Linked DNA regions of Homo sapiens: region 2 is linked to region 1. Evidence: read pairs that join two places in POLR2A ChIA-PET (ENCODE). Cell type or tissue: OCI-LY7. All regions are shown on one strand. Each heading gives the region's core, and the rest is flanking DNA. Links, peaks and the distances in the headings are about the cores only.

What was found. ChIA-PET counts read pairs that join two places held together with the same protein. Peaks named below come from ENCODE experiments on the same cell type or tissue, not always from the same donor. Only the 100,000 strongest peaks of a DNase experiment are listed, where the experiment ranks them.
Region 2: POLR2A ChIA-PET joins it to region 1 with 6 read pairs; 2 of 35 experiments call an interaction of 5 or more read pairs at or near these places.

The regions. Positions count from the first base shown.
Region 1 is chr3:71,150,670-71,161,494 of GRCh38, reverse strand. All of the region lies in intron 6 of FOXP1 (forkhead box P1), which reads left to right. Among named protein-coding and RNA genes, the nearest start is that of FOXP1-AS1, 130 kb to the left of the region's middle. RefSeq lists an enhancer at 4,110-4,815. In OCI-LY7, for the core only: no CTCF peak of the experiment used is centred there; no DNase peak of the experiment used is centred there.
Region 2 is chr3:71,027,331-71,038,155 of GRCh38, reverse strand. All of the region lies in intron 11 of FOXP1 (forkhead box P1), which reads left to right. Among named protein-coding and RNA genes, the nearest start is that of FOXP1-AS1, 260 kb to the left of the region's middle. In OCI-LY7, for the core only: no CTCF peak of the experiment used is centred there; a DNase peak (open chromatin) is centred at 6,125; H3K4me3 peaks cover 853 bases; H3K27ac peaks cover 1,141 bases.

The DNA of each region.
Region 1 (10,825 bases), core at 2,956-5,455:
CAAGCCTGGTGGCTTTCTCTTTGTTCTGTAGGAACATGCTTGCCACTGCTGTGTCAGGAAGCTTGGGCCAAATGGCTGAATGATGAGAGGTCACGTGGAGAGAGAGGAGGGAGGATGAGAAAGAGAAAGAGACAGACAGGAAGAACTGAAGTACCCACATCTTGGAGGCCCAGATGAGCTACCAGCTGAATGCAGCTGCATAAATTACCCCAACCAAAGAATCGCCTAGCTGAGCCCAGCCAATCCCCAGAATTTTGAGAAAAAACAAATTGTTATTTTAAGCCTTCTGCGTTTTAGGATAGTTTGTTACAAAGGAATAGGGAACTGAAGCGGGAACCTTGGAAAGCAAGCCTCAATTTATCCTCCCATTCTTATTCTACATTTTCTTAGACCTTCTAAAATGTCAGGCACGTGTGACTCAGAAACCCACAAAAATGATTAGTGCTTCTCTTTGCTTATGCTATATCTTACTCCTAGAATATGTTTATACTCTATGCTTTGTACCTGGGAAATTCCTTAAGTTCAGTCACTCCCGTCTTTGGTCTTTCCTAAGGCCCCCATGACTCAGTGACTTCTGACCTCTCTCAGGCTTCTGTAGTTCAATCTACATTGGTATGAGGTTGGGGGAAAGATGATCATTAACTATTTGAGCAAGTAACATTCTCTGTGGAGGCCTTCGTTTCTACATTTGTATTAATTATCTGGCTGATTTTTCAAGTCTCAGCCTTCAGTATTCTAGAACAGATGCCCAATAAAATGCTGTGCATTGGTCATGGAATTGTTGATTTATCTGTGCAGTCCCATGAGGTAACCACTAGCCAATGTAGCTATGGAGCACCTGAAATGTGAGTGCAACTGAGGAACTGACTTCTTTATTCTTATTTAATTGTAATTAATTAATTTAAATAGCCACATGTGGCTAGTTGCTACCATTTGGGGTAGTAGGGTTTTAGAATTCTCTGGAACTCAAGTGGAAATATCTGTTTTCACTTAACGCCAACAGTGGTTTATCACTTGATTTTCACAAGATTATCAGCATTTGCTCTTCAGGATCACTTTTCAGGACCACAGATAAACAACCCAGTGGCCAAAGTTTTCCCAGTACCTGACCAGCTCCCTCTTACCTTAAATTTTCTCTTGCATTTAGAATCCTCACCTCCACCTAGAGCCAATGCTGAGACCAGTTATCTCTAGGAGTGTAAATCATCCTTTACCTTTGACCACAGCCCAAACAGAGACCAACAGGCTAGTGTGGAGTTGCAGTGTTTTACAAAACCCCAATAGGCCCAAGTTGGGGAAAAAAAAAAGAAATACATACACGGCAGTGTCAATTGAAAACCAGCCGGGTGGCAAGAACAGCGTGGTGAGGATGGAGCTGCCTTCGGCCCTTTGGTTGATTGGGACACAGTGGAGATACTGCGAAATTACCTTTTTTATTGGTTCTTGAGCCTTCTGCAGTAAATGCCTCTTCTTGAAGGAAGTGAACAGAATCCTTGTGTTCAGCTTGAATTTAGCACATGTGCATGACAGTTCTACACTTAATCTGTAATTCAGCAGAATCAGGACCTGTGGCTGTCTTACATTTGGGCTAATTTTTCTTATGAGCGTAACTGTGTTAATTAGTTCTTCTTTTGCTTATGTTTATTGTCATAAAAAATCAGTGGAAAAGTTGCATCCATTTTATTGTGTTATAAAGTATTATCATTGATAAACCCATTGTGTGTGGATCTTCCTAGATCTTGATTTTTTTTAAACCTCTTGTAAGGTAGGAAATGGAATATTAGTAAAGCCTTCCTGCATTTATGAACCAAAAGTTGAAATATCATAGAAAGGACTGCTGAAGGTCAGTTGGTCTCAACTCCACCTCACTGTACCCAGTAAGGGCTATTTATAATCAAAGAGAATGGGTTATTTGTGTAAAAAGCTCTCCAGGAAGAGAAATTCGCCAGCCTCCCTTGATGAAGCTGGGTCCGGTCAAGGAACTTACTCTTGAATCTTACTCAATTCACTTGCTAGCTCTCTTTCTTCTGCTGCAATTTAAGGCAATTTCCTCTGTCCTCTCTTGTTATAGAAAATAACTTGTTGGCATCTCCTTTGTAATAACCTGTCATATACTTGAAGGCAGTTATTAAGTCACCCCTTAGCCTTCTCTTTTTCAGGCTAAACCATCATAACCCTTTTAACCTTTCCTCGGAGGCTCCATTTTCCATCCTCTTAATCATTTTACTTGCCCTTCTCTGGATTCTCTCCAATCTTTTACAGTTTTCTAAAAACGTGAAATCAGGAAGCAGGTCCTTTATACATTACTCTCAGTTTCTGCTGATTTTCATGCGTTGTTTTTCTTTTAATTTTGAAGTACTTTTCAACTTTTTTTTTTTTTTTTTTTTTTTGAGATAGGGTTCCGCCCTGTCACCTAAGCTGAAGTGCAGTGTTGCAATCATGGCTTACTGCACCTCGACCTCCTGGGCTCCAGGGATTCTCCTACCTCAGCCTCCAGAGTATTTGGGACCAAAGGCATGCGCCATCTTGCCCAGATCATTTTTGTATTGTTTGTAGAGGTAGGGGTCTCCCTATGTTGTCCAGGCTGGTCTCGAACTCCTGGGCTCAAGTGATGACCCACCTTGGCCCCCCAAAGTGCTGGGATTACAGGCATGAGCCACCTTGCTTGGCCCTTTTCAACTGTTTATTTCCACATTCAAGCCAACCTTTGACAACGTAACATATCAGGATTTGTGATCACCATTTACCTTTTTTTTTTTTTTTTTTTGGTCTGTGGGCTGAAAGAGAATTCCAGAGGTCAAATGACTTTACCTTTCAGTCTGTGTTTATCTGTATGTTAATTTGGAGTCCTTTTAGTTTACTTCTGTTATGTTATTTACATGAAGACTTTCTCTGTTGCCTGTACCATATATGAAAAGTTTTAGAGCAGAGCATTCAGCAGACAGTGAAAAGGGAACATGCTTTGATTACTGAGCTCTCATTGGTTTCATGATCCCTGCTCACCCCTGCCTAAATGGCAGTGTCTTTGTCATCCATACCTTAGGATGAGTGCCTCAGAGGGACAGCTCAGGGGCCTCCTAACTTTGTCTGCAACTTGTCTTTCCCTTTCTGCAGGTAAGTGGGTAACATTCCCTGGGCACTATTTATTATATCATCTACTTGTGTCTTCTAACAAGCTCAGGCTCTGCAGTTACCACTTTTATTTATTGATCTACTACCTGACTTCTCCCCTTCAGGCACTCACTCACTCTTTCTGTCTCTCTTCTGTCTTTCTTTTTTCTTTCTTTCCCTTTCTTTCTTTCCCTCCCTCCTTCCCTCCTTCCTTCCTTCCCTGCCTCCCTCCCTCCTTCCCTGCCTCCCTCCCTCCCTCCCTCCCTCCCTCCCTCCCTTCCTTCCTTCCTTCCTTCCTTCTTTCGTCTTACCCTCCCACCCAGGCTGGAGTGCAGTGGTGCAATCTTGGCTCACTGTAACCTCTGCCCTCCAAGCTCAAGCGATCCTCCCGCCTCAGCCTCCCCAGTAGCTGGGACTACAGGCACACACCACCACACCAGGCTAATTTTTGTATCTTCTGATAGAGATGAGGTTTCACCATGTTGGCCTGGCTGGTCTCAAACTCCTGACCTGAGGTGACCTGCTTGCCTCAGCCTCCCAGAGTGCTGGGATTATAGGCATGAGCCACTACTCCTGGCCTCCCTCCACACTTTAGAATAGAAGCTTCATGAGGACAGGCACCTTGACTAGCTTCTTAGCCCAACTTTGTATCACTAGCCTCTAACTAGCAAAGATTTCTTCATGAAAGGCCAGAAAAGAAGTGAAGGAACAACCTGGTATCAGAAGATTTACATACTTAATGCTGTGGGTTCACAGTGTGACATTTGGCAGTACACTGGATATTACTGGCATTCCTTTCCTCTCCTATTTAATCAATAGGTTAAAGGATGTGTTCTAAAAGTTATATAAATCTCTACAACTCTTCACCTTTACAACCATATTCAGATTTAATGATTTGACTTTAATTTTCACCTTTTTGTGGGGCAGGTATGTCGGTAACATTCCAATTTGTATTTAAGAGTCATTTCAGGAGTAAACTTTTTCACACTGCCTTATCTTTTTAATATTTTGGTGTGATTTTGTTCTTGGATCCAAAAGACTATTTTTAAAAAGGCATTCCAAATTTGGAGGCATTCAAGATTGAGAAGTCCTTTCTGTGTTATTCTCTCCTCCATCCCCTCCCTCTCCTGAACCTTCTCAGCAGTCTCTTTTCGTTCTGTGTTCCAACACTCCAAAAACATGTTTGAAAATCTATACCTGTTTGGTTGTCCTATCAACATTCTCCTGGTGGTTTGCCGCCAAGGTTAGATCCAGACCTGAAGCCACTTGATTTAATTAACCTGAGGTGGCATCATCTGCTTTGCTTCTCTGCATTGGAAGTGTATGCTCCTCCACTCTCTTGTGCTTTTCCTGTACCCTCTGAACCAGGCAGTCTTTCTTTTTACTAGGCCTTGAAACTGGCTTTTCTTTAGTCACCTCGTGGTCAGGACATGCACTGTTCACCAGCTTTTCAGTCCTGATTAGCCAGCCTGGCCCAGTGTGGCAGGCAGGACCAATGGTTGCCCAGGTGTGCTGGACCTGAGCAGCCTAGGAGGCCCACCTTCCTTCCTTTTATCTCCTGGACTCCTTGCTGTGTATGGAAGCATGTCAGAATCATAGAGATTTTGTCTTCTTTTTTGCCCATTTCAAAAATTCTAGATGTCCAACTAGCCTTTGGGCACTAAAATCAAGTTCCTTTGGATGATGTTGAATTACCACTCATGCTATGGCCTCTGCCCATTAGAAAAGAGCTTATCCTCTGTTTTCCCCTGCACCATTCCAAGCCCAAATTCTGGCAGGACCCTGAACTCTCCAGGCTTCTGACACCTCTGTGCCTTTGCAAATGCTAGCCTCATTCTGCAAAATACCTTTCTCTTTGCTCACTCTTTTCCCCCCCTCCCAGGCTCATTTAAATTCTTTCATTTTTGGAAAGGCTTTCCCCTCTCCTCCTGTTTGGTGCACCCCTCCATTGAAGCACAAATGCTGCTGGGTTGTAGTTAATGGCTGAATTAAGGCCTTTGAGGCTGGCAATGTTGTATTTACCTCTCTGTGTTCAGTGCTAGATGCTGAGTAGGTGCTGAGTGCATGATGAAAGAAAGTGATACAGGGAAGAAGGTAAGAGAGCAGGAATGAGGAAGAGGACCCATCCTTCATTCCCAGAGCCATGCATCATGGGATCCCCAGGTTACTCACCTTCTCTTGAAAACTTTCACCCCCCCTCCCCCTGGAGCTGGTTCCCTTTTCCTTGTGATGCTTTGCTCTGAAAGATCACTCAGTCGTTCAGCAGTCCTCCTGATTTCTCTCTCAATTAAGTGTTCATCTCTGGGCTGTGTCCTCCCTGCAGGAGAGATTGCTGTCAGACAGGCAATCAGTGAGAACCCCAACTGAGCCCTACCTCCCTTACCAAAGAAGTTCATGGCCAAGCCATTTTTATTTAGCAAATAAGGGCTTGTTTTCCTTGATTGTCCAAAGCACAAGGGGAGAAAAACCACCCATTGGCTTCATGTTTACCTGCACTGCGGGGCTGTCTTGTCTGTTTCAGTTCTGTTTCACATGTGGAGTTTTCACTGATTTCAAGAAGGAATGTATGCATGGAGTTGAGCAGGATACAGTATCCTGAATGAGGGCTGAATGTTCTGCACTAGAAGTGAGCGTATCAAGTCTTTGTAACTAAGAATGTGATGTTAGATTGTAGCTGAGGGGAAGAAACACAAATGGCTTGGGTTGTATCTAAATCCTGGGTCTGCCAGGTGAAAACTTAGATGTTGCTTTCAAATGACACTAATGATTTCTTTCAGTGCTGTTTAGCATGAGTGGTCATTGCAAAGAGCTGTGACCACTGTACTACCCAGTATGGTGGCTACTGGTCCCATGGGGCTCTTGAGCACTTGAAATATGGGTAATCTAAATGGAGATGTGGAAAATACAAACTGGATTTTAAAGACTTAGTAAACTTAGTATTTTGAAAGAGCAAAATAGCCCATTGACAATTTTATGTTGATTATACATACATTAATTTTACTTGTTATCTTTTACCATTTTTAAGTGCAGCTACTAAAAATTTAAAATTCTGTATGTTGCTTACATTATATTGCTCTTGGACAGCACTATACTAAAGGCATAAATGTAAGATTGTGTTTCAGAGGGCACCCGAGCACTGCTTGGTTTATATGTATTTTCTAGGCCTTCCCTTTGGTTCCCTGGTTACCTTTAAAAATACATGTCATGATATAGACATGGCATATCTGAGACAAACCTTGGACTGAGACAAACCTGAGTTTCAATCTCAATTGTTTGTTTGTGGCTTGCCTCTCAGCATCTTAAATTCTCTGAATCTTAAGTTCCTCCACTGTGTAAAAGAAATAATATCCCTCTGACCTCACTGTGGTTAGGCAAGAGACAATGCAGTGATTTTTTCAGTAATATTATGAGACATTTTATTACTATAATTAAATGATTGTATTTTCCCCAGATTGACAAATTCAAATTTTCTATTTTGAAATCTTATTGCAAATGTTAAAAAAACAAACAACCCACCCTTTGGCTCCTGTTATGTTGTCTTCCAGCTGCTAGTAATGGAATTGGGACAGCTAATGTTCCCTGAGAGCCATGGGGAACCAGGCAGTGTGCTTTTCAGGAACTGTCTTACTTTATCCTCACAACAATCCCAAAAGGAAAAACCTAGTTTTATCTCTATTTAATAGCTGCAGTGACTGAGGCACCGCAAGGTTAGGTGACTTGCCCAAGGTCACACAGCGAAGCATTGAGCCCGGGCAGTCCAGCTCTAGAGCCGTGTTCTTTGCCTCCGCCCAATATTGTCCACCAGTGAGGAGAAGACGGAACCAAAGAACCAACAGTGAATGAATACTAACAGGAATCCTGGCTTTCATGGACATCTATTCTTGTGATTTGACAGTGTATATGTGAGATACTTCCTCTTAGAATGCTTTTTCTAATTCATACAGTAGGCTTAAATATGTCATGGTTTTAGAGTTTTCCTTAAGGAATACGTTGATTCCCAGGCACATTACAGTCTGAATCAGTCTTAAGAAATTCCAGGATAGAGGTGGAAGAAGTTTTAGTAAATTGTTGTGCAGCATGGTGACCGCAGTTAATAATAATGTATTATATATTTCAAAATTGCTGAAAGAGGAGATTTCAAATGTTCTCACCACACCCACACACACAAAAAAATGATAAGTAGGTGAGGTGATGGATATATTAACTAGCTTAATTTAATTTTTCTCAAAATATCACATTATATTTCATAAATACATTCAATTATTATTAGTCAATTGCAAAAAAAAAGAAGAAGAAGAAGAAGAAGAATGCAAAGGGGAAAAACAAAATTCCATAGAGTTATATGAGAACAAATAGATTACACAATATCTAGACCACAATAAATGTTTGCTTTGTGTTTGAGGGCCTTGTGTCAATTGTACATAATCACTATGGACCTAGTATGCTACGTGTCATATGTGTATAGTAGGGGCCCAATAAATGTTATTCATTAATGTTTATTGCCGTACCTCTGAAAACACACCTTTAGAAAGGAAAGTATACAGTATTTACAATTTACTGTCATTTATTCCATTAGGTTGTCTGACTTGTGATGTGGAGGTGCTATCTCATCAGGTATGATTGTCTCTTAGAATAATTCCCTTTGATCAGAGTGGAGCTTTGAGTGGATTTATTTTGTTAAGCTGGAATCCACCTCTTTAGGTTAATGTGACACACCTACATACACCCCAGCAGATACAACAGGGCCATTCCATGATGTGTATCTTCAGTTGTCATTTCATGTTTAACCAAGAGGATTAGAAGGCATTGATGTATTAATAGCTTTTTTTTTTTTTTTTCTCAAGCATGGTACTAATTCTTAGGTGGGGTCAAGATGATTGCGGGGGGCAGTGGGGGCAGCCTGTGGTCAACGTTCAAAGCCTTCCAGTCATTTAGAAAGTTGAAATGTGCTTGGTGCTGGGCTAGAATCATTAGGAGGAAATAGCTGCAAACCTGGAAACGTCCCTGGAGAATACTTAATTCAGGAATAAAGGTTTGGATTGATGAGGGCTAAAATAAAACTTGGCAGCGACAGCATTCTAGTAACTTTTAGCCACTTCTCCCCATCTCACTGGGGTATTCCTGCTGGTATATTCACTAGCCTGAGCTCTGCTCCTGAGAGGGCTGCAGGAGCTGGGTGGGTTGGGAGACACAGGTGTGTGGGAGGCGCCTTCACCAAGTGCCGCACAATTGCCGGGTACCCCTCTGTGCCTTTAACTGGTCGGTAAACAGAAAGCAGGATGTGCTTATCTGAATAGTGACAACAGTTGCAAGCACTCAGTCACAAAGTTCAGCATTCTGGCTTTAGATGGACCAGCGTGGGGCTCTGGAAGCTGGTGACTTGGGAGTGCCTGCCGTACACATGGGTGGGGAAGGGATGGAAAGTTTGTCAAGGACTTGCCGAGTTATTAAGCAAAGACTCTGTAAGTGCGTCAGAATGGGAAGGCAGCTCAGAACCTTTCCACTCCACCCTTTTTGTTGTTGGAAATAGGTAAACTGAGGCCAGTGAACAGGAATGTGTATTTCAATAATACCAAAGCTAACTTCTATCACTGTGAGTTGTGTGCCAGGCCCTGGGTTCACTGCCTTCTGAGTGTTGTCTCTTTTAATCTCTGCCACAGCTCTGTGGGGTAAGCACTGGTGTTATACCCATTTTTCAGATAAGGAAACAGAGCCTCAGAGAGTCAGGTTACTTCCTCAAGGTCATAGAACTAGTAAGTCACAGACCTAGGGCACAGGAGCAGGTCTGTGTGGGGGTCAGAGCCACAGCTGTCCCCCACACGCTGGGGGCCTCCTCCACAAAGCGGTTTCAGGTGGGGCTCAGCCCACCTCTGGGGGAACCCATTCATATACTATGCAAGGTTTCACAGGTGTGTGAATTCATTTTCCATTGCTGCGTAATAAATTACCACAAACTTAATAGCTTCAAACAACACATATCTGTCATTCCACAGTTTCTGTGGAGGCCAGGCCTGGTTTTCCTGAGTTCTCTGCTCAGAGTCTCACAAATCTGTACTCAGGGGGTCAGCCTGATTATGGTCCCACCTGAGGCTTGGGATCCCCTTCCAAACTCACTAACTGTTGGTGGAATTCAATTCATGCAGGGAGAGCACTGAGGCTGCAAGCTCATGGAGACCACCCACTGTTTCCTATGTGTGGCCCTCTCCACAACACAGCCCTTTGCTTCTTCAAAACCCAACCAAAGAATCTCTGTCTTCAGGAACAGCCTCCGACCCTCTTTGAAGGGGCTCACCTAATTAGGCCAGGCCCACAGAGGAAAAGCTCTCTTTTGATTAACTCAGAGTCAACTGATTAGGGACTTTATACCTGCAAAATCTCTTTTGCCACACAGCATAACTTAATCAAAGGAATGTATTCCATCCCATTCATGGATCCTGCCCATACTCAAGGGAAGGCCATAATACAAGCATATGGTCATTAGGGGCCATCTTAGTCACTACTGTTCGTGGATTGTTCTCCAGCTTCCTGGAGGAGAGGAGAGCAGGAGACAGAGCTAAGAGTGTTTGTAAAATAGGGCAGTGGGAAAAGGTAGGTCTTGTGAGTAGCAGGCTACTTAAGATGCCTAGTGGGTCTAAATGTCAAATGCTATTGGCAGATTTTCCGTGCAAGGTATGACCAAAAAATAATTATTTCATTAACTTTGTGCAAAAAAAAAAAAAAAAATGTTTTAGACATGCATCCTCTCGACTAAAGGGAGTTCATTTTGCCAAACTACTGGACTTCACACCTGTGTCTTTCTATCTAGTGCAGAGGTGGCTATATCCCTTGCCCTTGAAATGTTCCTTCGTGTTTCTTCCCAAGTGGTTACTTTTACAAACTCCTTAATAAAAAAGAAGGAAGGGACACATTTAGTGGTCTTTGGGCAGGCAGGCAGATGAGCAGCATTCAGAATCTCTTTGTCCTGTTTCCCCACAATCATAAGTGCTCCCCCAATACAACTTTGTTCCCACATTGAACTAGGCAGTGTTCCTATTATATAAATCCTGACGCGCGTAGTGAAAGCTGCCAATTTAACTTATATGGGTGAGAGTCCGGGTCTTCGCAAAAGAAGATCAATAAAATACAGCATGAATGTCCACTCATGACGTGTACCTTGCAAGAACTTGGCTATATTAATCTCTCAAATAAGTCTGTGCTCCCAGGTAGCAGTATTCCCATTTCACAGTTGAGAAGGCTGAGACTCAGATGAGTTAAATAACTGGCTCTTTGTTACATGGTAACAAGGGGCTAAGAAGGAATTTGCACAGGTGTGGTAGGTGCTAAAGCCAGTGCTCTTAAACCAGTAAGGTAAGCAGCTGGAATATTGGCGATAATTTTCAGACTTGGAGCCTACTCTTGACCCCCATATGCCTTCCCTTTGTCTTTCCAGTATTCCAAATATCTTACAATCTAGGAAGTTGAAAGATGGGGACATGGCAACTGGCTTCACAGGGCCAGTATCCTGGGGAATACGAAAAGAGGAAAAAAGAGACCGTAACGGGGTAGACAACAAAACACCGCCATGCCACATACTTAACGTTGAACTAGAGGAAAACTCTATTACAAGCGATACTTCTAATCTGCTTGCGGTAAAGATTCATAACTGGAAAATAAGCATGTGACAGTTCTGCATTTGAGTGTAAACTTAACTCATTAATTTAAATTAGAGTGCTTT
Region 2 (10,825 bases), core at 4,832-7,331, 130 kb after region 1:
GCCATTTGGAAAACTCCTTCTCCCCCACTCTTGCCCCCGTGCATTTTGCTGGCTCCTGTGAGCAGCCACTGCAGTAGCAGCAGCTCTGGGGTTTGGTGAGCTGCAATCTGTTAAGGAGATAAATAATGTGCTTGGCACGACACTCCTACTCTCCTCTTTAATTTGTCTTACACAAGGAAAATTATAATTAAATCATTCAGGGTAAACCCTTGAGTGTAGAGAAGGGAAAAAACACACTTTGGTAAAGATTGCCAATAGAAACCCACTTCCCTGTTGCGCAGGGTAGAGACATTTATCAATATTCAGCACTATTACGGGAGGAGCGGCCCATGTGATTTGTGAGGCGGATGCCAGCGTTCAAATCAAGGCTTGTTAAGATCCTGTCCCTGTGTAATCATGGACATTCAGCATCATTAGAATTCAGTACTGGCACCATGCTTCGTGCTTTGATTTTCTCCGACAATTTAATAATGTTTATTGTGCTGATTGTATATAAATTCATTGGTGCAATAAACATGCCTGTGTTGTCAGTGCCTGAGAAAAGTGTGGTGGGGATCAAGTTCAATGGCGCAGCTAAGGGGGAGCAGCAAGAGGAAGCAGGTGCATTCAAGCCTCTTGCTGTCATTTTATTCCATAGGGACAGAGAGTCTCGACTTCTTAGGGAAACAGACAAAACTCAGGCCTGGGATACCGGTACATATGAAGATACTGTCTTGTTTCCCTGTCTAATTGTCTTGCTTTAGAAAATTCCAGGTTTTGGTGTGGGTAAACAGAATCAACAGAATGCAAATGAAACATCTATTAAAATGCTAAATTTAGTAAAGCCCTTTGAGCTTCTTGGATCAAAGCAGCTATGTAAATACTAATAGCAATTACTACTTAAGTAATTGCCTAAATTAAAATTTGAAATATCACATTACATTATGGTGCACTAGGGAAAGGGACAAGAACTCACATTTAATCAGTTCCTTCTCTGTGCCAAGCACTGGCTAGACTTTTGCATATGGAGTGATGTCTCATTTTATCCACCTGACCACTCAGGAAGCAGTAAGGATGATTATACCCATTTTACAGATGAGGAAATCGAATAATAGAAATTAAATAACTAACCCAGGGTCATAGAACTGGTGGTTAGTGGCATATCCAAGATCCAAATTCAGATCTGTGTTTTAGTCTGCAAAATAGTACTTAAAGTTTTCATTCAGCATAGAAGTGAATACTAAATTACGATAAAATGAGTGTCCCTAAAAGATACTTTAAATTTAATTGAAATTCAATTTGACAAAACACGTATTAAGTTAACCTACTGTGTGCAAATCACTGCGTTTAAAAGAAAATACCAGAGTTTTCTCTTTTATGGTGTATATTCATATTTACCAGGCCTTTCATGAAGCGGGATAGGTGGGATTTACAAGCTATAAATCATTTTGGTCTGAAACAGCACATAAAGAACATAAATGAACCTCATGGGGGATTTACACACAGGCAGATCCAAAATAACGTATCCCCACTTTTTTCCTGCCTTATAAATCCTGTGTTTCCTCAATGAACACATCATATGCTTTTTATTTCATTTCAGCTGTCCTCTATAGTCCAAATCAGAAATATTCCCTTTTTTCTCATCCCAGCTTTTTTGCTTTCAGTTCAGCCACCATCATTAGATGTTTTATAACTCGAGTATTTCTCGGATTCATAGCTGTTCTAAGTATTTGTTCCAAGGTGTCCTTAAGCATTTGGTCAAAGATGTTTCCTTAAACCCTGATCAGATGGTGGTTGGGCAGTCTCTGCTTTTTTGAGGTATCATATTAGAAACAGGGGACGCACACTGGGCGCTTTACTCTATGAGGTTTAACCTATGCTCTCTTCAGTCACGATAGTCCTTGCCTCGTTCTCATCATTTATTGACGGAGCCCTGTGTATTACTGTCGCTTGCATTTTCTCCACTCCACAGTTGGCAGTTGCCTTCAAATAACCCCTGAAGGTTTCCGCCTGGCTAGTGTACTTATAGACAGTTTCACTTGATACACAGTCTCTGTTTTTGATTTGTGGCCTCTTGACATGTTGCCATGTATTTGACTATGTAACAATAACATTTGTGTTTACAGGCCTTGTTATTTTCAAAAGGCAAGGAACTTTGAAACATGTACATGTCTAGTGTTGCATTTTTTTTTCTTTTTTAAACTAAATTCTGTGTTTGTGAATAAATGTCAGTGCTCTTGGTTTACTTGCTAAAATTCTAGAAGTTAGTTTTCAGAACTGTTCCAGATACACAAGCCTTTAACTGGTGCATGTTCTGTGATATGTAGGACCTGTTGAAATTTAAGCAGTAAACTCTAGCTCCCATTATTTTGAAGAGTTTTTCCTCATTTCAGTTTTTTTTTTTCCCCAAAAATCAGAGGACAATTTGTATTTATTTTGATTTGAAATACTGAGCAAGCTAGTTATTTTAAATCTTTCTTCCCCGTTAGAGCATTTTGGAGAACCTGTGGTCAAATTCCACCAAATTGTCTTCAAAATTGTTAACTGCTACTTCCTGCCAACATGAGTCAAGGCATTTAAACAATCTATAACACTATAACAGAGCTCGGCAAATTATGGTCAGCCTGCCAAATCCAGCCCACTGCTTCCTTTTGTAAATAAAGTTTTATTGGGACACAGTCACATTCATTTACGTATTGTCTACGGCTACTTTGACACTACAATGGCAAGCTTGAGTAGTGGCAGCAGAAACCATATAGGCTACGAAAACTGAAATATTTACTATCTGACCATTTACAGAAACAGTTGCTGACCCCTGACCTTCACCATTAGCCTGGTGTTTCTCAGATTCCCTGATGATATTTTCATAGGGTATTTGTTAAACACACAGCTTCCTAGGCCTTTCTTCTGAAACCTGGACTTTCTTGGTCTGAGATGGGGTGCAGGAATTTGCATTTGCCCTACATACCCTGGAGTCTTGCTACTCAGAGGCTGCAGACCAGCAGCTCTGCTGTGACCTGGAAGCTTGTTAGAAACTCAGTCTCTGGCCCTGCCCCAGACCTGCATCAGGATCTGCATTGTAACAAGAGCCTCAGGGGTTTGGAATACATGTTCAAGTTTGAGAAGCAATGGAAGCTGTGTGTTTATCACTGAGGTTTTGACACTTGGAAAGAACAGGACTTTTCTCCAGACACTTGATTCACATCCCAGACAGGTTCTCATCAAAAGTCAGGGCTGTAGTTAAGGTGGTCTGGGGAGCAGCCCACTGGGGAGCCACCAGACAGGTTCAGTCCTCAAAACTAGTGACTTGCCATTCTTACGTGAGCCAACAGAGTAGAAATCATATGACTGAAGGGACCAGACCCCATTTGCTTCCTTTCCTTAGGAGCTACCACGAGACCTTGACTTGAGACCCACTCCTTGGCTCTGTGATCACAGGCAAGAGACACAAATTTAAGGTTCTGTTTTGCTCTTGTCAAGGATGAAAGGACCTGACATGTGATGGTGGTGATGAGAATGCAGCTAACATTTATGTAACTCTTACTGTGTGCCAGACACAATGCTCAACAGACTTGACATAGGGCTTGATACTATACTGATTTTCCTATTTTTAATTTTTTTTATTTTTTATTTTTATTTTTTGATTTTCCTATTTAATCCTCATAGTAACCTTATGGGGTATTCTCCCCTTTGTACAGAGGGTGCAGCTGGGGCCCAGAATGATGTTATCGCTTGCACACGTCACATAGCTAGTTAGTGACCATACAGGGACTAGACCTGAGATTTCCCTGACCCTCAGGGACTTGCAGTGACTGCCAGATTCTGGTGGCTCCCAGTGGGCTGCTCCCCAGACCACCTTCACTACAGCCCAGACTTTTGATGAGAATTGGACTACAGAGTGGGTTAAGCTCCGGATCAAGTCCAGATGGTAGCCTCCACTGGTTGTAGCTTGGGGCCAGACCTATCTTTTCAGCAGTAATTTAGAAGAAGCCCCCAGGAAAATCCCCGTTGCCAGTTTCCTTTGCACCCACCTCATCTTTTTGCTGGCAGGGAAGTCAGGAGGTTAGAAACCAGTGACGCACAGTGGAGAATATAGAGGGCGTGCTGGGCATGTCTTGTCAGGTGTAGGGGACCGGAAAGAGGACCAGGTGTGGCTAACTGCAGAGGCCTAAGATACAGGTACTTATTTTTGCTCCAAAGCAGACTCTTGGCAGCATCACCTGTCCCATGTCTATCTGTCGGGGAGGTAACCTACTTAGGGCAAAAGCTGTTCCTGCTGAGGTCAGACAGAAGCACCCTGGGGGCGAATCAGCATTTTGTACCCTAAACATGCTGCCTGTTGTTTGGCAGCCATCGTGCTTTGAAGAACTGTGATGTGTCTGATTGCTTAAAACCAATCACTTTTGGGACTTAGAAGTGGGAGAAAGGATTCTCTCAGGGCCATGTGGCATGGTGCCGTATCACCGCCTGTCATTCACACATGCAGGGAGGGCACCGGGAGAAAATCTTTAAAATATTGGCATGCCATAAGGGAAGGGTTTATGGGTTGTTTTTTTTTTTTTTTTTTTTTTTTTGACTGTTCACTTTGTGGGGTGATTAAACAAAAAAACCTCAGCCATTATTCTCTAACAGCTGTTGTGCCTTACCTCAATAAAGTGCCTTTTACCATAACACAGCATCTTTAGACTCTATAAATCTCTTTCTATTTATTGTGTTTAAATGATAAATGCTTTCCAATAAAATGACATCATGGGTCTGGAGAGTGATGTTCATTTTCTGAGTTACTCTTAAATTTGGTTGATTTGAATTTTTTTATTAGGATGTTGTATAATATGAATCTCAGCCACAGGCTATTCCGTGTCTAATGTGCCAGATTTCCCACCCAAAACCATCTTTGGACCCCCCATTTCTTTCACCTTGTAAGGTAGACATTCTTTTTTGATGCGCCGCTGCCGCTGATACAGGTTCTCTGCCAAATTCCTTTGTTGGCACCCAGGCATTTTGCAAGTATTTGCGCTTGAGTGGAAAGGCCTGTGTCCCCTCCTCCCAATTGTGTCTTAGCTTTCCTTAACATTTATTCCACACCAGGGGTGTGAGGGAAAGCATGTGGCAGGAGAAGAGTGAGAACCAGCCTTTTGGAAACTCTGATGGTATTGTCCATGGTACTCGGTTTTACTCTTTTACCTATAAAAAGTTGTTGTTGAATTGCACACCTTCACCACTTAAATTAGACAGAAGATTTTCTTTGATGGATATTGAAACCAACCAAAAGTGCAAAGGGAAGTCAAGGGCCTTCCCTTTGAGAGGAAAAGGGGCTTGGAAAAGTCCTATTCTTATAATAAATGACAGCTGGGAGTCTTATGCTCTTAAGCCAATACTGGAGCCAGATGAAGGGGGGACCTATGCTGGAGACTTAAGCGGATGTCATGTTCCTTTTCAAGATTTGCAAAGATGCTTTTTTGTGCAGTTATTCTGTTTTATTGCTGTGTTCGCACCAGTGTTACCCCGTGGCCTGGCTCCATAGGTCTTTCCGAGGGAGCTACCTCTCTGCCGACTGGCTCACTGGGGCAATGCAAATGAGTGCGTTAGATATGTACAGCATTCCTGAAGTTCTTTATTCCATACCCCTTTGTAATCAGTCAAGGCCTAAGTATATTATAAACTATATTCTCCTCATTAAAACAATAGTGGAAGCTCACAAAGGGAAATTGTTAATATGTGTTCCAGCTTGTCACTTCTGCCTGTGTGAATAAAGAAGATAACCGTTCCTTTGGGAAACTATTTCGGGAATTGAGCAACAGATACGCTAGCCAGAGAATTCTCTTAACTGTAATTTTCCTTTTTGTGTGTACTCTAAAATAACATCCTGTTGGGCTCCTCAGTGCCACTGCACAGACAGAGCACAATTGCCACAGCCCAGGTGGTGTTAATATGGGACAATCCCCCCGGGCACATGTCGCCAAGAGTTTTACAGCTTGTTCAGTGTCTTCATCCATATGGCAATCTGTCCCATTCACAGGAAGGCATCGGGGCTGCGCCGGGCGGGTACTGCGGTCAATGTAGTGTGAAGAGCAGGCCTCCACTCAGGCAGCCTCTGTTGTGCAGTTTGTTTTATTGTAGATCTGAGTTATGACGCACACACACTCACATGTACTCTCTCAACCAAGAAGAGATGCGAAAATAGCCTTGCTGGCTTCCTTTCCTCCCCCTTTATTTTTTGAAGCACGTGGTTAACTCAGCAGGTACAATTCTAGTGCATGAAACACACTTGGTTCATAGAAAGTCAGTTAAAAACACACATCCACATGGACCTTTCTGGCTGGGTGGTTGTGTGTTAACATAAGGACTCCATACTTGTACTAGGATTCTTCTAGAAATTAGTGGGTTTTGTTGTTCTTGCTCTCTCTTCCCCACCTCTTTTTTTGTTTTTTGTTTGTTTGTTTGTTTGTTTAGCATTTTCCATTGTGAAAACTATTTTGGTTGTCCAGTTTGGATTGTTGGTCTAATATTTGTGGTTTCTAAGTCTTAAAATGAAAGAAGAGAAAGAAAAAAGAAAATCATTATCCGCCTCAGAAATCTGAGAGTAAAACATTGGCTGGAGGTGTGAGAAGTGCAAAGAATCAAGAAAACAGAGATTTCCCAGTGCACAGGGTGAAAAATAGGGACTTTTTAAAAAGACACTTTGGAAAATTCACCAGGAGGCAAAAAGCCTTCTCCATTTATATACCCAAGGCTTGTTCTGCTTTTGTGTAACTATTTGTGTTCTTGTTTGGTAAACAAACAGACCCCATAGCAACTGTAGCTGATGATATTTATACTACCTGTAAGACTTCCCTAAACAAATAGACAGACTTTTATGACCTTCAAATTTCATTCCTTTTATAGTCTTCAAGGAAATCAGTCTAATGGCAAGCCGATCTCTCTCTTTCTCTCCATTGCTTTTTTTACAGTACTTTGAGATATGTCTTTGAAGGAGCTTTTGTGTATTGTGTATTTTACATCTTGGCTGTGAATGTTGAGTGTTTGAAGATGTACTATGGCAGAAGGAAAGAGGAAACCTGAAGTGTTTGTGCAAATGATGTGATATTTGCTTTCAAAGGAGTCATTTTAGTAATCAGTGGAATTCTGGGTCATACATCCAAAAAGCGAACACTCCACCGAAATCATGACCATAGACCTGAGAATCAGGCGGATATCTATGTCTGTGACTCTACTTTCATGTCTGAAATATTGATAGAAACATTGTGGTACATATGAGCCCCTATATTCAACTTAAATTTTTCCATATGAGTCAGATTTATGACAAGAACAAGATGTCTCGTGTTAAAGATCAGTGTGAGAGAAAAATGGCAGTTTACTTTAATTAGAAAAAAATTGACACCAAGAGCTGGAATAATCCAGTGGCGTTTGAATAAATTAGAGGACTGTACAGACAGAAATAAAAAGAAACTCAACAAGGATAAATGGGAAGTTGTCCAAAGTGCAAGAAAAAATGTGTTCCTCAGTGGGACAGAAGTCACAGGACACTTCCAAGGTATATCCATTCAACCAAACTTACCAAGCTCAAACCACAGGCCAGGTGTGGTCCTAGTGTGGGAATGTAGCTGTGAGCTCCACAGCCTGTCCTCAGGGAGCTGACACTGCAGTAGAAGGGAAATAGAACAAACAAATCATTTACACAAGAACGGTTAAGTTCTGGAAACAGAAAAAGTAGGAAAGGGAGTAAGTATTATTTGTGGGGCTGAGGTTACTGTTGGGGTAAGTTGGTCTGGCAAAGCCTGTAGGTGGCCCTGGAACAAACGTGAATAAGAAAGGGAAGACCCCCTCCAATCTAAGGGCACATCAGAAGCAAAGGCCCTGAAGCAGAGGCAGGCATAGAAGATATTTGGCTGCGTTATGGACCATACTGGTTTCATGTCAGGCCACTGTGTTGTTTGGTGGTATTTAGCCTCCTATCAGAACCCAACATGATTATCACAAAGTAGGTGTTTAATAAAATCTGCTGAATTAAAGGTAGAGAAGGGTTTAACCTAGTTAACCCAGTTTAACCTCAAAGACTGGACTGAAGAATGCAGGCTGCTCTACTTAAGTTACTTGAGCTTGGTGTGCCTCAGTTTCCCACCCCTGAATCGGGTATGCTACCAGCCCTTACCTCGTCTTAGATCAAATTGTGAGGATTAAATGAGTTAATATATGTTTTAGTTGCTGAGCACATAGTAGGTCCTCAATAAATATTAACTTATTGTTAATTATTATTAAAGCTATTTATTCATTCATACCACACGTATTGAGCATGTATTATATAATAACTCTGTAGATTCTGGGAATTAAAAGATGACCACAATGTAGTTCTTCCCCTTCAGGAACTCACAGCTAATCAGAAAAACAAACATAGAAACAGACACTTGAAAGTCAATGTATTATTAATAACTATGGTGATAGAAGTATATGCAAAACGTAACAGAGGGCATGACTTGTTAAAAATGGGCCCAGCGTGGTGGCTGATGCCTACAATCCCAGCACTTTGGGAGGCCGAGGCGGGTGGATCACTTGAGGCCAGGAGTTTGAGACCAGCCTGGGCAATATAGTGAGACCCTGTCTCTACAAAAAATATAAAAATTAGCTGAGCATGATGGTGCATGCCTATAATCCCAGCTACTCAGGAGACTGAGGCACAAGAATCACTTGAACCCGGGAGGTAGAGGTTGCAGTGAGCCGAGATCACACCACTGCACTCCAGCCTGGGTGACAGAGCAAGACTCTGTCTCAAAAAAATAAAAAAAAAAGAGCACTAGTGGAACATCATAGTGTGTGTATGTTCCCCCTACATCTGCCTCACATGAGATTTTCTAACACAATGAATGCTGTAAGGGAAAGGTTTTAACTCTCTTGTCCATTGCCACATCCCCATCACCCAGCACAAGCCAGCCTGGCATATAGTAGGCCCTAAATTTCATTGCAGAGACTACATGAAATGTTCAGAAGAAAGTGAACTAATGAGATGTCAAAGGTCAAGAACCCATTAAGAGTACTTCTATACTTGCCACTCTTTGGCCACAGGTGCTGTAAGACAGGGGTCCCCAAACCCCAGTTCACAGACTGGTACTGGTCTATGGTCTGTTAGGAATTAGGGCACACGGCAGGAGGTGAGGCACGTGAGTGAGTGAAGTTCCATCTGTATTTACAGCCGCTCCCCATCGCTCACATTACCACCTGAGCTTCGCCTCCTATCAGATCAGCGAGGCATTAGATTCTCACAGGAGCGTGAATCCTATTGTGAACCACACATGCAAGGAATCTAGGTTGTGTGCTCCTTATGAGAATCTAATGCCCAATGATCTGTCACTGTCTCCCATTACCCCCACATGGGACTGTCTATATTTGTAGGAAAATAAGCTCGGGGCTCCCAACTGATTCTACGTTAGGGTGAGTTGTAAAATTATTTCATTATATGTTACAATGTAATAATAATAGAAATAAATGCATGATAAATATTATGTGCTTGAATCATCCCGAAACTATTCCCTGCCCCCCAGTTCCTGGAAAAATTGTCTTCCATGAAACCAGTCCCTGGTGCCAAAAAGGTTGGCGAGCACTTCTGTAAGAGAACCTGGTTAGCTGTTGTCGATACCTGTAGCTGCTCCAAACCATGAGAAAACTTAAGTTTCTGCTACAAGTACATCTCAATCTTTAGCTTGCCTCAGAATCCCCCTGGAGGAATGGCTAAAATACAGGCTACTGGGCCCCACCCTTAGTGTTTCTGATTCAGTAAATTGGGGTGGGGCCCCCACATTTGCATCTTTTACAAGTTCCAGACCCGTACTCTGAGAACCACTGCCTTACAACGTCCCCACCTGGTATCCTTATGGTGTGGCATTCTACCGAAGTTCAAAGTGACGGATAAGTGATCTGGATTACCATTACTTAGGAAAATACAGGTTTCAGAGCCAAGACTCAACATTTCAGAGAGAAAAATTCTCAAGACTGTGGCCCAATATAAGCTATTTTATGGAGCAAAATTTAAAAAAAAAATTTCAATTTTGGCCTTAATTTCATTCATCAGGGCTCTGGTTTTGTCTTCCTAGATTTTTTGTGTGTGTGCTTCGGTTCTCTGCTCTCACTCTATTCCTTTCATCACCTGAGCTCCTACTGATACGTTAAGGCCCAGATCAAATGTTACAGTACTTTATGTTCCAGCCATCTGTTCAGTTATCACTGTCTCCCCAACTAGAGAATTGGGTAGAACTCTTTCCGAGGATGAGAACTTACTTAAAGTTGCAGTCAATGCCAGTGACCACCAAACTTGATTTTTTACCCATCAGTATAAAAGTGTTGAATGTGTACCCCTACTAAGTATGTTTATTAATTATATACATGTTTCTAATATATATTCCTTATGTTATAAAAATTGGTGGCTAAGAGGGTGAGAAATGTATATATACATTTTCAAGTTCTAATATTAATATGTGTATACAGAAATCTTAATATTGTGACTCATATATGTAATATCAAATCTTAAATATATGATGTAGGTCATATGCATCCCAGTTTTGGAGACTGATCTAAGAACCTAACATGATTATCACAAAGTAGGTGTTTAATTAAATCTGCTGAATTAAATGTAGAGAAGAATTTAACCCAGTGAATGTTAATGAGGCATCTTGTGCTATAGAGAAATAAATGTAATTACATAAAGTAGGGAGTAATTCTAAGGAAATACATAAGCAAGTGCCTGATAGTTTTGAGCCATTTTGTATCTTTGGCTAACTTGTCCCTTCATCTCCTGCTTTCTGGTCTGGCCCTTGTGTATGGTTCTGCTTTTGAAGTATGATGTAACTCTTAGAAA